2 separate regions of the Homo sapiens genome follow, and region 1 is linked to region 2. Evidence: chromatin contacts called from ENCODE Hi-C or POLR2A ChIA-PET data. All regions are on one chromosome and are shown on one strand. The core of a region is the stretch at or near the end of the contact, and the rest is flanking DNA. Distances in the headings are between cores, read along the strand shown. Region 1 has its middle 51 kb from the start of RAB27B. Region 2 overlaps LOC124904307 (a long non-coding RNA gene).

The links. Hi-C counts contacts between places; a loop is a spot of excess contacts on that map. ChIA-PET counts read pairs that join two places held with the same protein, here RNA polymerase II (POLR2A). Pooled maps may share reads with other maps.
Region 1: a pooled map shows a loop between it and region 2 (8-fold over the local background). The contact joins two enhancer-like sites. A Hi-C loop is called at or near these places in 4 of 50 pooled maps. POLR2A ChIA-PET finds 5 or more read pairs at or near these places in 2 of 52 experiments (SK-N-SH and WTC11).

What each region holds. Positions count from the first base shown.
Region 1 is chr18:54,774,025-54,780,651 of GRCh38, forward strand. It overlaps a transcript of RAB27B not described here. Among named protein-coding and RNA genes, the nearest start is that of RAB27B, 51 kb to the right of the region's middle. Within about 2 kb of position 1,772, at least 8 of the 41 ENCODE cell types and tissues checked have a DNase peak (open chromatin) inside an H3K27ac peak, as active enhancers do.
Region 2 is chr18:54,262,454-54,268,893 of GRCh38, forward strand. All of the region lies in intron 1 of LOC124904307 (a long non-coding RNA gene), which reads right to left. Among named protein-coding and RNA genes, the nearest start is that of POLI, 3.8 kb to the right of the region's middle. RefSeq lists enhancers at 1,545-1,594, 6,426-6,440. Within about 2 kb of position 1,583, at least 2 of the 41 ENCODE cell types and tissues checked have a DNase peak (open chromatin) inside an H3K27ac peak, as active enhancers do.

The DNA of each region.
Region 1 (6,627 bases), core at 522-3,021, 510 kb after region 2:
AATACAACTTCTATTTTTTTTCCTATTATTGTCTTCAAATAATAACCAGAGACGCCTTCAAGAAACTATGCAACTGAATAGCTAACACACACGGCATCCCTGCCAATTTGTACTCTCAACCAGCATTCTACTCTACCTCCTCCAACAAGTGATGGTAAGAGACAAAAAATCATGTATTACTATTCAGAAACAATTATAACCCTAGAAGGCTTGATTTTAATGTTGGGAAAATTTTCCAAAAATATTAGCATGTTAATAGGTAACTTATATTGAGTATCTATTCTGTGCCAGTCACTGAACCAAGCACTTTTGATGTGTAATCTCAATAATCCTTCCAACAACTTAAAGAAGGTACTATTATTTTTCCATTTTATAGGTAAGAAAACAGAAGCTCATAGAGATAAAGTAACTGACTCAGGTTACATGGTTTTCAGGGTAGAACCAGAATCCAAACACAGAGCATTTGACAGGCTTTGAAGCCAGTTCTCCTGACTACTGTTAAGAGAGCTTAACCTCTAGAATATCCTCATCCTCATTAAAAACTGGCAGTAAAAATGTAAGCAACTGATGATTGATGCTTATTGCATTTTAGAGAGATAGCTAAGTCTTTCATAAACACATTCCTTTTAATTCCCTTTACAATCCAGAGAGGTCAAGACTGTTCATTTTCACTTTTGTTTCTATTCTGTAATAAAGAAACACTGTTCAACAATTGTTTAAGCCAGTAAAATAGCATCTTTTCTTTTTTCTTGGTCATTCTCTATCCCATTATCCTGCTTTGTTTTCTTTACAGAACTTTCCTGTATCTGAAGTAGCTGATGTTTATTTGTATATTCTCAGCCTCCCCTCACGGGATCAGAGGCTGCTTGTGTTTTGTTCACTGCTGCATCCCCTGAGCCCTGAGCCTAGAACTATACCTTAAAAATGCTTGGCACCTAATTAATATCTGCTCAGTGGATGAATGAATAAACACAAAAAAAGCCTGTGTGCTGTCGGGAGCTATCAGTCACTGCTTTTGCATCCTGGGAGGAACTTGGCCTCTGTCCTTCCTACTGCTTCCTCAGAGAGCCTGACCTCAGAACAGGTGTTCAGCTTCTCATCCAGGCACAACTTGGGACTGTGTCTCCCCTTCTTTGGCGTGGCATCTTCCTAGAGGCCATGACCACAGCATCAACATAAAACAGCTCTGAAATCGTGTAAGGCCCAGAAACAATGTCTGGCAAATCCTCAAGCTCCCATTAGCTAAATGATAGAATGGAGCAGCTGCGCTTCAGACCTTATTCTTAAATCTGGAATTGATGCCAAATTAACAATATTCCAGCCATTACTCTTCCAGAAAACAGGGTAGATTTCTTGGCCTAAGTTTTGTCCTCTTGGCATCATATTGCCAAGGAAAATGTGTCCAGAGATTTGTCTCCAAAAGCCTGCTGCCTCAGGCTACAAACCGGTCATTTCATCATGCGGAAACTCTTCCTATTTCTGTCAATTGTCATGTTTTGCCTCCTGGCCTTCAGGATGCCACTAATGTATATGTACCAAATGGAGTCTGACCCCAGAATAAATATCTGCTGCAGTGAATTGAATCTGACATATGATGTTTCCTGCAATCTAACTTTGTCTATCTCTTCATCAACTTCTATATCCCTCTCCCATGAAACTACTTGTAATTTCCTCCACATCTATGCTGCCTCAACTCAGAGCTCTTGCTCATGCTGCTGCCTCTTCCTGAAATGCTCATGAAACTCCCCTCTTTGTCACCTAGCCAATTTCTAATATTCCCCAATCTCTTGCCAATGCACCGGTCACTCATATCAGCTCATGGTCAGCCTCGGCACAGTCATTCAACATCATCCACCTACTGGGCGTCTAGGTGCCTTGCAGTGCACCAGGCACCAGGAAGTGTGGTGATGTCATAAGATAATCATGGGAAAATTATAAGACTTGCTGGCATCTCCACCAAAAATCTCTTGTGGAAAAGATGCTGGAGTTGTACAAAAATCAGAATGTGTAGAATCTGCAAATTCCTGTGTATAAATCCTATTTGTTTGCAAATTAAATTGAATTTGCTTGGCGGTGTTTTTTGTTGTTGTTGTTGTTTTTTAAGAAAATGTCATAGAAAGTAGCCTGTTAGTGTTTCTGATGAGGAAAGAAATTTGCCCATAATCCTGGAAATGGTCTCCTGCTCAGGCAGGCAAAGCCTGGCTAGAGGCAGAGATGCCTTCCATCCCTTCCGCACACTTTTCTATTCCACCCCAACTACCAAGTAAACCAAACCTTTTCTGAGGCCTCAATAAAATCAAGCCTCTGACCTTCAGGCAGAAAGCAGGAGCAGCCTGATTCATATTGAGTATTACTGAGCCCTGCGTTGTGTAGGCAACAGGGATCAGTAAAGCCCAACTGGCTGGGGGTTTCCTGAAACCTCCATCTCTTGTGGTTGAATGAATCATAATAAGGACAATCCAGAAGAGAGTAGTCATCACTCATTTTAGGAGATTGCAAAACCAGCAGTGCGTAAAACAGACAACTTCTTTATCCTCACAGAGGATAGATTCTAGTGGGTGCTGCCATGATACCCTGTGCAGATTTCTGTGTGGGCCATGTCAACAATGTTCTGCAGTTGTTGGTTTGTGTGTCTGCCTCTTGGACTGTGAACACCTCTGGAGTCTTATTCAAGTTTATGACCAAAATGCCTAGACTATCTCCAGCACCATGTCAGTCACACAGTGAAGGTTTGATGAATGAATAAATCTCGGGCCTGGCATGGTCAGGCATGCCCGTAATCCCAGCACTTTGGGAGGCCAAGGCTGGTGAATCACTTGAGAATAGCCTGGACAACACGGCGAAACACCGTCTCTACTAAAAATACAAAAATTAGCTGGGTGTGGTGGCACACACTGGTAGTCTCAGCTACTCGGGAGGTTGAGGCAGGAGAATCACCTGAGCCTGGGAGGCAGAGGTTGCAGTGAGCCAAGATGGCACCACTGTATTGGGCCTGGGTGACAAAACAAGTCTTGGTCTCAAAAAAAAATTAAAATAATAAATAAATCTGACCACAATAACATAGATCACACATAAAAATATGGTGCTTAGAAGCATGCTTTATTTGTATACATTCTGGGAAATGTGAGAGAAATCCTCAAATTTACAATAACTTTTTAATAAAATGCATGAAATGTTACAGGATTGAAGAATTTGAATTTTGGTCTGTTTAAGCAAAGAAGGGCATCAAGAATGGTAAATAATTAACAGTGAGTGAGAAGGAAGAGAAAGTACTTGGGCAGGACAGAGAACTTGCAGTTCTCTTAGATCTCTTGGGTACAGGGATGGGTGCAGGTAGTGAATGAGAAAATGTTACTAGAAATGCATTGACTTGAAAACTGATCCTTAGAGGGTTAGAAATGGGTGCAGTATTTCTGCAGCCCAGTGTGCATGCAAACTCCACCTGAGCTCTAGCTGCGCTTAAATTCAGTGGAGAGTTTTAGAGTACAAACTGGAAGGGTTTGAGAGAGATGTGTGGAGCAGCATGGAAATGATTTACCTTTTGTTTTAAGTAATCAGAGAAGAGAACTGCAAATGCAGTTTGTGTACTCAGGAAGTAAATTATCTGTACTCTCAGCTGCAGTTCTTTAGGGTGACTGTATTTAACATTAGCTGTAAACTTTGTTTACTACTTGTCTTAATTTTCCATTTTATCTTCTGAAACATAGATTTAAGTTGCAAAGTGTATTTTCTTATTTCCTTTATGCTGTAATAAAAAACAAGTTTCTTCATGAATTTAATTAAAATTAACTAGTTTTAAAGTACTTCTTCGGACATAATAGAGTGGCATCCTCTCTCCCCCCCCACCCCTTCTTTTTTATTTCTCTTCTTCCTTTGCTCTTAATTTAGCTCTTACTTTCACTAATTGTCTCCGGCAAAAATATAAGGAAGCAATATTGTCAGGCAATGAAAACTTTTAAAAAGTCAACTTGCTAGAGAACTCAACGTACAAGTGAAGTTACAAGGAACAATTTACAGCTTTTCATAATTATACATGTATGTGTAGTTTTTCTTTCAAAAATCTTCAGCCTAATGTTGACCTGGCAATTTCCTTCTTACCAATAAGTCATGTCTCCTTTCTCGACACACCTCATAAATAATATAATCGCCATTTCTTTCTCTAAGGTGCTCCAGGGTTAGCATTTGGGCATTTTGCCCTTAAAGCCATATTTATCATCTTTTCTCCAAAATGGCTACCTTGCCTGAATCCCAATTTCTCTTTCTCCAAATCCTCCACTGTTTCTCCACGTCCTTCAGCATAAGAATCTGACTCCTTAGCTGGAAGAGCATGGCATGAATGAAGGCAACTGATCTTTGAGTCACAAAGTTCTGCATTCAAATCTGCCTCTGACACTTGGGTTAATTAATTAGCCCTGTGAACCTGTAAAGGGAGATAACAATACCTGCAGACAACTTTTGATGAAACCAACTAACACAGGCCTTTGAATCTCTTCGCTGAGCCCATTTGTACTGAGCTTCTGCTTTGTGCCAGACAATTTGCTTGGTTCTAGGGATGAATGATTCTGTCCTCCTGGAGTATAGCATTTAGTAAATGCTCAGTAAATTGAAGCCATAAATGATTACTATTTTCTGTTTATGGCCATCTTCTGCTTTAACCCAGTTTTCTGCCCTCATTTCCTTCCTTTCCATTCTTCTTCCAATAAAAATGATCTGTGCAGGGTCTTTAAAGGCATCCTGCACTTCTTGCCTCTCTGCTTTGTTCAGCCTAGCTTCTACTAACCTAGAATCTCTTTCTCTTTACTTTCTATACAGTTAAGTCCTTTTTTTTTTTTTCTTAGACAGAGTCTTACTCTGTCACCAGGCTGGAGCACAGTGGCGTGATCTCAGCTCACTGCAATTTGCACCCCCAGGTTCAAGCAATTCTTCTGCCTCAGCCTCCTGAGTAGCTGGGACTACAGGTGCGCACCACCACACCCAGCTAATTTTTGTATTTTTAGTAAAGACAGAGTTTCACCATGTTGGCCAGGATGGTCTCAATCTCTTGAACTCATGATCTGTCTGCCTTGGCCTCCCAAAGTGCTAGGATTACAGGCATGAGCCACCGTACCTGGCGCAGTTAAGTCCTTTCACACTTCAAGAATTAGTTGGCTCCAATTATGTCATTCTAGATTGTTTTAAATAGCGGTTATTTCTTCATCTTCAAAATTTTGTAGCTGTGGTCCTCACCATTGAGCAATATAAGAATCAACCAGAGAGCTTATTGATGGTGCCATTCCCAGGTCCCATTTCCACATATTACATTATATTGCAGCCTACTTAGTGTTGAGATCAAAAGTATAGGTTTTGGAAAAAATACGAAGTCACTTCCATAGCAGAACACAATTTCTATTATCCCATTGAGAATCCCACATCCAGAGACTCGGAGGGAGTTGGACAAATCCCCAAGACTGCTCGGTGGGACACAACACAGACAGAATCCCAAGATTAATGCCTCATGTTACTAGGACATGACCAAACTCAAGTGCAGCACAGCCAGGGAGGAATCTACACAGCAACGTACAAAGGTCCAGGATGTGAAAGCTATTCCTTCAGTTGGAAAAAATAGGTCAGTGGGCTTCAGAGTGCAATTCTTCAGACCAGTGATATCAGCATCAATGGGAATTTGTTAGAAATGTACATTATTGGGTCCCACCTAAGACCTATTGCATTAATTTTCTAGGGCTTCCGTAATGAAATACTACAGATGGGTGACTTAAACAGCAGATATTTACTTTGTCATAGTTCTGGAGGCTGGAAATCCAAGGCAAGATGGCAGCAGGGTTAGTTTCTTCTGAGGCCTCTCCCCTTGGCTGTCCCCTCTCCTGACAGCTTCCCCCTCACCCTCTCTACCGTCTCCTGACTGCTTCTCCCTCACCATGTCCCCCCTCTCCTGACGGCTTCCTCCTCACCGTGTCTCCCCTCTCCTGAGGGCTTCCCCCTCACCGTGTCTCCCTTCTCCTGACTGCTTCCCCATCACCGTGTCTCCCCTCTCCTGACAGCTTCTCCCTCACCGCGTCTCCGCCCGTCCTGACAGCTTCCCCATCACCCTGTCTTCCCTCTCCTGACGGCTTCCCCCTCACCCTGTCTCCCCTTTGCTGACTGCTTCCCCCTCACCGTGTCTCCCCTCTCCTGACTGCTTCCCCCTCACCGTGTCTCCCCTCTCCAGACAACCTCCCCCTCACTATGTCTCCGCTGTCCTGATGGCTTCGCCCTCACCGTGTCTTCCGCATCCTGACAGTGTCTCCCCCAACCTGAAGGCTTCGCCTCACCGTGTCTCCCCTCTCCTGATGGTCTCCCCCTCACTGTGTCTCCCCCGTGCTGACTGCTTCCCCCTCACCCTGTCTCCCCTCTCCTGATGGCTTCCCCCTCACCGTGTCTTCCCTGTCCTGACAGCTTCCCCCTCACTGTGTCTCCCCCATCCTGATGGTTTCGCCCTCACCGTGTCTCCCCTTTCTTGATGGCTTCCCCCTCACTGTGTCCTCGCGTGGCCTTTTCTCTCTGCACTTAAATGTCTGTTTCCTAAACTCCTTTTCCAGTAAGGACACCATTCGTATTGGATTAGAGCCAACCCACATGACCTCATATAAC
Region 2 (6,440 bases), core at 333-2,832:
GCCCAGGCTGGCCTTGAACTCCTGCACTCAAGCAATCCTCCTTTCTTGGCCTCCCCAAATGGTAGGATTACAGGTGTGAGCCACTGCATCCAGCCAGTACCTCATTTTTTTAATTGAAAAAGTAATCCATGATTATGATGGAGAATTTGGAAAATATAACATTATTCTAGAATTTTAGGAGATTGGATGTGTCTTAGGGAAGGGTGGGATCAAACCCATGAAGAAGGGCACAAAGGTATATGAACAAGAATGTTCACTGCAGCATTACTGGTAACAGCAAAAAATCAGAAATAAGTGTCCATGATTATGGAATTGGTGAAACAATGTAGCCATTAAAAAGAATGCAGTACATTTTTGTGCACTGAAAGGAAATGGTGTTCAAGATATACTAGGTAAAAAAGTCTAATGCAAATAGTATACATAGTGTGATCCCACTCATGTGAATTAGAATATTTTTCATTGTGTCTTCCTTATACTAAGAATATTATAAATAAAAGCCTAAATGTATCAAATTTTGTTAGCAATGGTCACCTCAAGGTGGAGTGGGGATTAGGAAGGATTTTAACTTTATGGTTTATACCTTTTTGTTTTAGTAAGATTTCTTAAACAATGGATATGAAGAAAAAAAATTTTTAAGTAGACACAGAAGCAGTAATTTTAGGATCAATAAGTACTTCAATGAAGTCTTTGAAGCAACAGTAAGAAAAAGTCCTATAAATATAAGCATTACTTTTCTTTATAGAGAGTTTATATTAATCTCAAACCAGAAAAATGGAGATTATTAAGTTGAATTTGTTAGCATTTCCAAGATGAAGTTGAGACTGTCTTTATTCATGTTCTTCGAATTAACATTAAAAACAAATACATGGATAGAACGTTTTCTGTGTCATTTATTTAGGCAATGCATCTTACAGTGGTTTTCGTGGTTTGGTAAATAAATACACAAATTTATTCATGGAAAATACAGAAAATTAGTGGGGCATGGTGGTGCACACCTGTAATCCCAGCTACTTGGGAGGCTGAGGCAGGAGAATTGCTTAAACCTGGGAGGTGGAGGTTGCAGTGAGCCAAGATCGTGCCACTGCACTCCAGCCTGCGTGACAGAGTGAGACTCTGTCTCGGGAAAAAAAAAAAAAAAAAACCGCAACTTTCTTTTTGTCATGCTTTGTGAAAAAATGATTAAAGCATGGTTTTCTGAGCATCAAGATTATGGATTATTACAGATTATTTCCATCATTTTCTTAAGTCCTATGTTTTTCAAATTCTCTATAATAATAATGTATTACTTTTGCAATCAGAAAAAGAGGTACTTTACAAAATGTTTCATTAAAGTTAAATGTCTATAAACTTAAAACAGTATACCTGATCTCTACTGATCTGCTTGTACCTTCTACGTGACACCACGTAGTTTCTTTCTGTCAATGGCTGAACCTTGCAGACTTTATTTACAAACTAGGACCAAATGACTTGTATTGTGATCATATTGGTCTGCACCTCTCTCCATCCAAAATGATGAGGCTAGGTCCATTAAGCACACACCCTGGCAAACAACATTTAAAATATCATTACTGAAATGACTATGCAGGCTTTTCATCAGACTTTTACAGCACCACAAAGAAAAGTCAGAGCAAGAAGATGACTGTTAGAAAAACTCCAGTCTCTTACACCTTCTTTTAGCCCCAATCACATGGTGTGCAGCAGATACTTTTAGGTTACACAGAGTAAACCTGAAACTGCAATCTGCAGCTATGGTGTGCAATGTGATGGTGGAAAAAAAAAAAAGGTTTCTTTGGACACTTGAAATGTTCATGCAAAAGGTTTGAGACCCATGGATGAAAGGTAAGTAAATACCGCAGGACATGTACATTGTACTACAGCCAGCATAGCATAATTATAGTTTGCTTTTAACCTTTTGAAGCCTGTGTTTTCTGGTTTTAGTCTCTTCGCTTTTCAAATTATTCCTGACTCATTAGCTTTTCACCCTAGGGGCAATTCATAAGCTCCATAAAAGTGTGGATATTTTTTCTTTTTCTTTTTCTTTTCTTTTCTTTTCTTTTTTTTTTTTTTTTGAGACCTAGTCTCTGTCGCTCAGGCTGGAGTACAGTGGCAGGATCTCTGCTCACTGCCAACTTCCACCTCCCGGGTTCAAGTGATTCTGCTGCCTCAGCCTCCTGAGTAGCTGGTATTATGGGCCATGCCCAGCTAATTTTTGGATTTATAGTAGAGATGGGGTTTCACTGTGTTGGCAAGGCTGGTCCTGAACTCCTGACCTCAAGTGATCAGCCCACCTTGGCCTCCCAAAGTGCTGGGATTGTAGGTGTGAGCCACCACGCCAAGCCGTGGATATTTTTCTTAAATTTCTTTTCCAGCAAATGCATACCATTTGTTTTTTAGTATCAGAATGTAAATTCCCACAGTGAGAAGCAACTAAATAATACTTATTTTCATCTTTTATACCCTTTTTTCTTTTCTTTTCTTTTCTTTTGTGTGTGTGTGTGTTTCTTTTTTTTTTTGAGACAGAGTCTCACTCTGTTGCCCAGGCTGGAGTGCAGTGGTACAATCACAGCTCACTGCAGCCTCAACCTCCCAGGCTCAAGCATTCCTCCCACCTCAGCCTCCCTAGTAGTTGGGATTACAGCCATGTCCCACCAGGCCTGGTTAATTTTTTTTTTTATTACTTTTTTTTAGAGACGAAGTCTCACTATGCTGGTCTGAAACTCCTGGGCTCAAGCCATTCTCCTGCCTTGGCCTCACAAAGTGTTGGGATTACAGGCATGAGCCACCAAACCTGGTCCTATCTATAATTAAAAGCACGTAACTGAAGACCAATTCTTCATTACAACTGGAGACCCTAATCTGAAGAGGCTAGTTGGGAGCAAGGTGGTGTAGACACTACTGGTATCCCAACCACGGACCAATTGACACTTTGGGATGAATAATTCTTTGTCATAAAGGTTTGTCTTTGCACTGCAGGATGTTCAGCAATATCCCTGGCCCCTACCCATTAGATGCCAGTAGCACAGAGCTCCAACACAGAGATGTGACCACCTAAAATATCTCCAGACACTGCCAAATATTCACTAGGGAACAAAATCAGCTTGCTTGAGAACGATTGCGTTAGGCCAAAGACCTCACAAAATCAAATCCTCTGTGCCTTTGCCAATTCAAATTGCTCCTTTAACTCCATGGTCAACTCTACCCACTTAGCCACCCACCAACATAAAATACAGACACAAACACCCTCACATTCTTCATATGAAATACCTTGAACATTGTCTAGTGTTCTTCCTCTGAGCCATATGTGGCCAATTTGGCTAAGAGGAGAGAAGTAACCACTGATGCCTATTTCCTACCCTCCACTGACATGGGAGTTCATGCTTATCCTTTTAAATGTATTTAAGTTCATAATGTGCTGACTTTCTTTCTTTGTTTCTTTTTGGAGATGGAGTCTCGCTCTGTTGCCCAGGCTGGAGTGCAGTGGCATAATCATACATGACTGAAGCTTCAAACTCCTGGCTTCAAGCAATCCTCCTGCCTCAGCCTCCTGAGTAGCTGGGATTACAGATGTGAGCCACCGTGTTGGCATGTCTTGACTTCTGAAGCTCTAAAATGCCTCCAGCTTCTTTATCCACTAGCCACGCTCTGTAAATCCATGCTCCTCCATAAATTTTGTTTGACCATAATATTATTTAATTAACTATGTCTATTCTGCCTTGAAATTGTTTTCTTCATTTGGCACTTAAATATACAGTTATGACCCAAGCTCAAGACAGCTATTTCCTGAAGTTATTCTAGATTAGATCCTATTAATTAAAACTGGGAGTAGGGATTTTTAGAATCAAACCCCAAAATCCTTTTTTCCTAAAACATTCCAAAACAATGAGACACGTTAGCTTATATAAATTTTATTTTCGTGCCTCTTAATACCTTTGAGGGATGTTTATTCTCCCCACTACCAGCCGTCTGGTGTTTGAAGCAGTGAGGAAAATGGTCAGAGCTAATTGATTTCCTATATGGAGAAAACATTATTAATGAATTCTTCACTGTGGAAAATTCTGAAAAGTGGATCTGCCATTACTAGATTCATAGCCTTGAGCAAGCATGTTAATCTCTCCTAGGCTATTTCATCTTTGGTAAAATGAGGATGCTGACATCTACCCTCTAGGGCTATTATATTGAATGAAATGACCTGTTTCAAGCTTTTAGCCCTGTGCTTGATATACAGGTGTTTTATGAGTGTCCTTTTTAGTGCTGCTTCTCTTCTTTATTTCCAGCACTTGCTAAATACTTTCTGGGGTCCAGGGCAAAATGAAAATATGGGGCTTCCTTGTTAAAAAATTAAGAATTTCAAGACAAGAGCAGAATATGAAATCAAGTGTTGAGCCCTATGTGACTGCCTACGTCACATACTCATCAAGCCAGCCCTGCTTGCTCCCCTAGGATTTCCAAGGGTCTACTTTTCTATCCTTTCACGAAATTAAAAGCCACTCTTCAAATTAAACAACGGATGGGGAAATAAATGCAACTAACTAAAGAGGGCTTGATTACGTGCATTGTTTTTTAACACTGTCTCACTTAAGCAACATGTTGAATGTTAGTGAGCCTAGGGCTCTTCTAGAGAGACCGTTTTCATCTGCCATAGTATTTTAGTGTTTATATCATTTTCTATCTGGAAGAATGAAAAGAAAAACAAACTTTGGTTGTCTATTAGTAATCAGACCACTGAATGTTGTCCAAGAAGCACTTAGTGGACAAAGAGACACTCAATTCAAAAGCTCTCTATGTAGGCTGGGTCGCGGTGGCTCATGCCTGTAGTCCTAACACTTTGGGAGGCCAAGGCGGGCGGATCACTTGAGGTCAGGAGTTGGAAACCAGCCTGGCCAACATGGTGAAACCCTGTCTCTACTGAAAATACAAAAATTAGCTGGGTATGGTGGCACACGCCTGTAATCACAGCTACTCAGGTGGCTGAGGCAGGAGAATTGTTTGAACCCAGGAGGCAGAGGTTGCAGTGAGCCCAGATCGCACCACTGCACTCCAACCTGGGAGACAGACTGAGACTCTGTCTCAAAATAAATAAATAAATAACTAAATAAAATGAAAAACCACCAAACAACTATCTAGACTTATCAAACAGCTTTCACAAAGATAGCAGCCTAGCTCTCTGAACAGGTAATTTATAACCTAGATAGCAGACTTTGAAAGAACTGGTCCAGACATCTAAGAATTAAATATGCAAAGAGGAAGATTTTGTTTCCAAACCACTGAGACCCAGCTCTGCTTGTTATTCCCTTTTCTTCATGGATGCATCAACATATCCTTTAAAGCAGGGGTCCCCAGTCCCCAGGCCATGGACCAGAACCAGTCCCTGGCCTGTTAAGAACCATGCCGCATAGCAGGAGGTGAGTAGCGGGCCCGGGAGTGCAGCTTCATCTGTATTCACAGCCACTCTCCACTACTGGCATGACTGCCTGAGCACTGCTTCTTGTCAGATCAGCAGCGGCATTAGATTCTCACAGGAGCCTGAACGCTACTGTGAACTCGCATGCGAGGGATCTAGGTTGCATGCTTCTTATGAGAATCTAATGCCTGATGATCTATCACTATCTCCCATCACCCCAGATGGGACAGTCTAGTTGCAGGAAAACACGCTCAGGGCTCCCACTGATTCTACCTCATTATCTATTAAAATGTAATAATAATAGAAATAAAGTGCACAACAAATGTAACGCACTTGGATCATCCCAAAACCATCCCCCTCCCTTCTGTCTGTGGAAAAATTGTCTTCCATGAAACCAGCCCCTGGTGCCAAAAAGGTTGGGAATGGCTGCTTTAAAGGGTTTCTCAAGGTTCTAATATTTTATTTGATAAGAAGTAGAATCATATAAAAAACCAAACATATGTGTTAATTTGGGTATTTATACAGATATAGTGTATATACATACATACAGGCATGGAGGAATTTCCAAATTTCCTCTATTGTAAAACATACACATACACACACCAACACACACATGCACACATGGTATCCTAATAGAAGGCAAGGAGAATAGACATTTACTGAGCACTTCCTATGTGCCACATGTTTTATATACATTAGGATATTACAGTATATGGTAGCTTTTATCCATTCATTCAATCTCAATACTTTTTTTTTTTTTTAAGAGTAGAGCAACTGAGGCTCACAGCAGTTATGTAACCTGCCCAAAGTCACACAGCATGATGGAGGGTCTGGATTGGAGATTTTGTCTGACTACAACACTCATGTATCAAATCCTATTCAGTTTTGATGTTAAAAATTCTGTGGTTGAATTCGTCACAGTGTCTTTAAATAAAACAACAACAAACAAAACACAGCAAACCTTAACATAGTTGCTAATCATATGAGTTTACAAGGCCACCTGTGTCTTTACTATCAGTTACACTCCTTCCCACCCCAT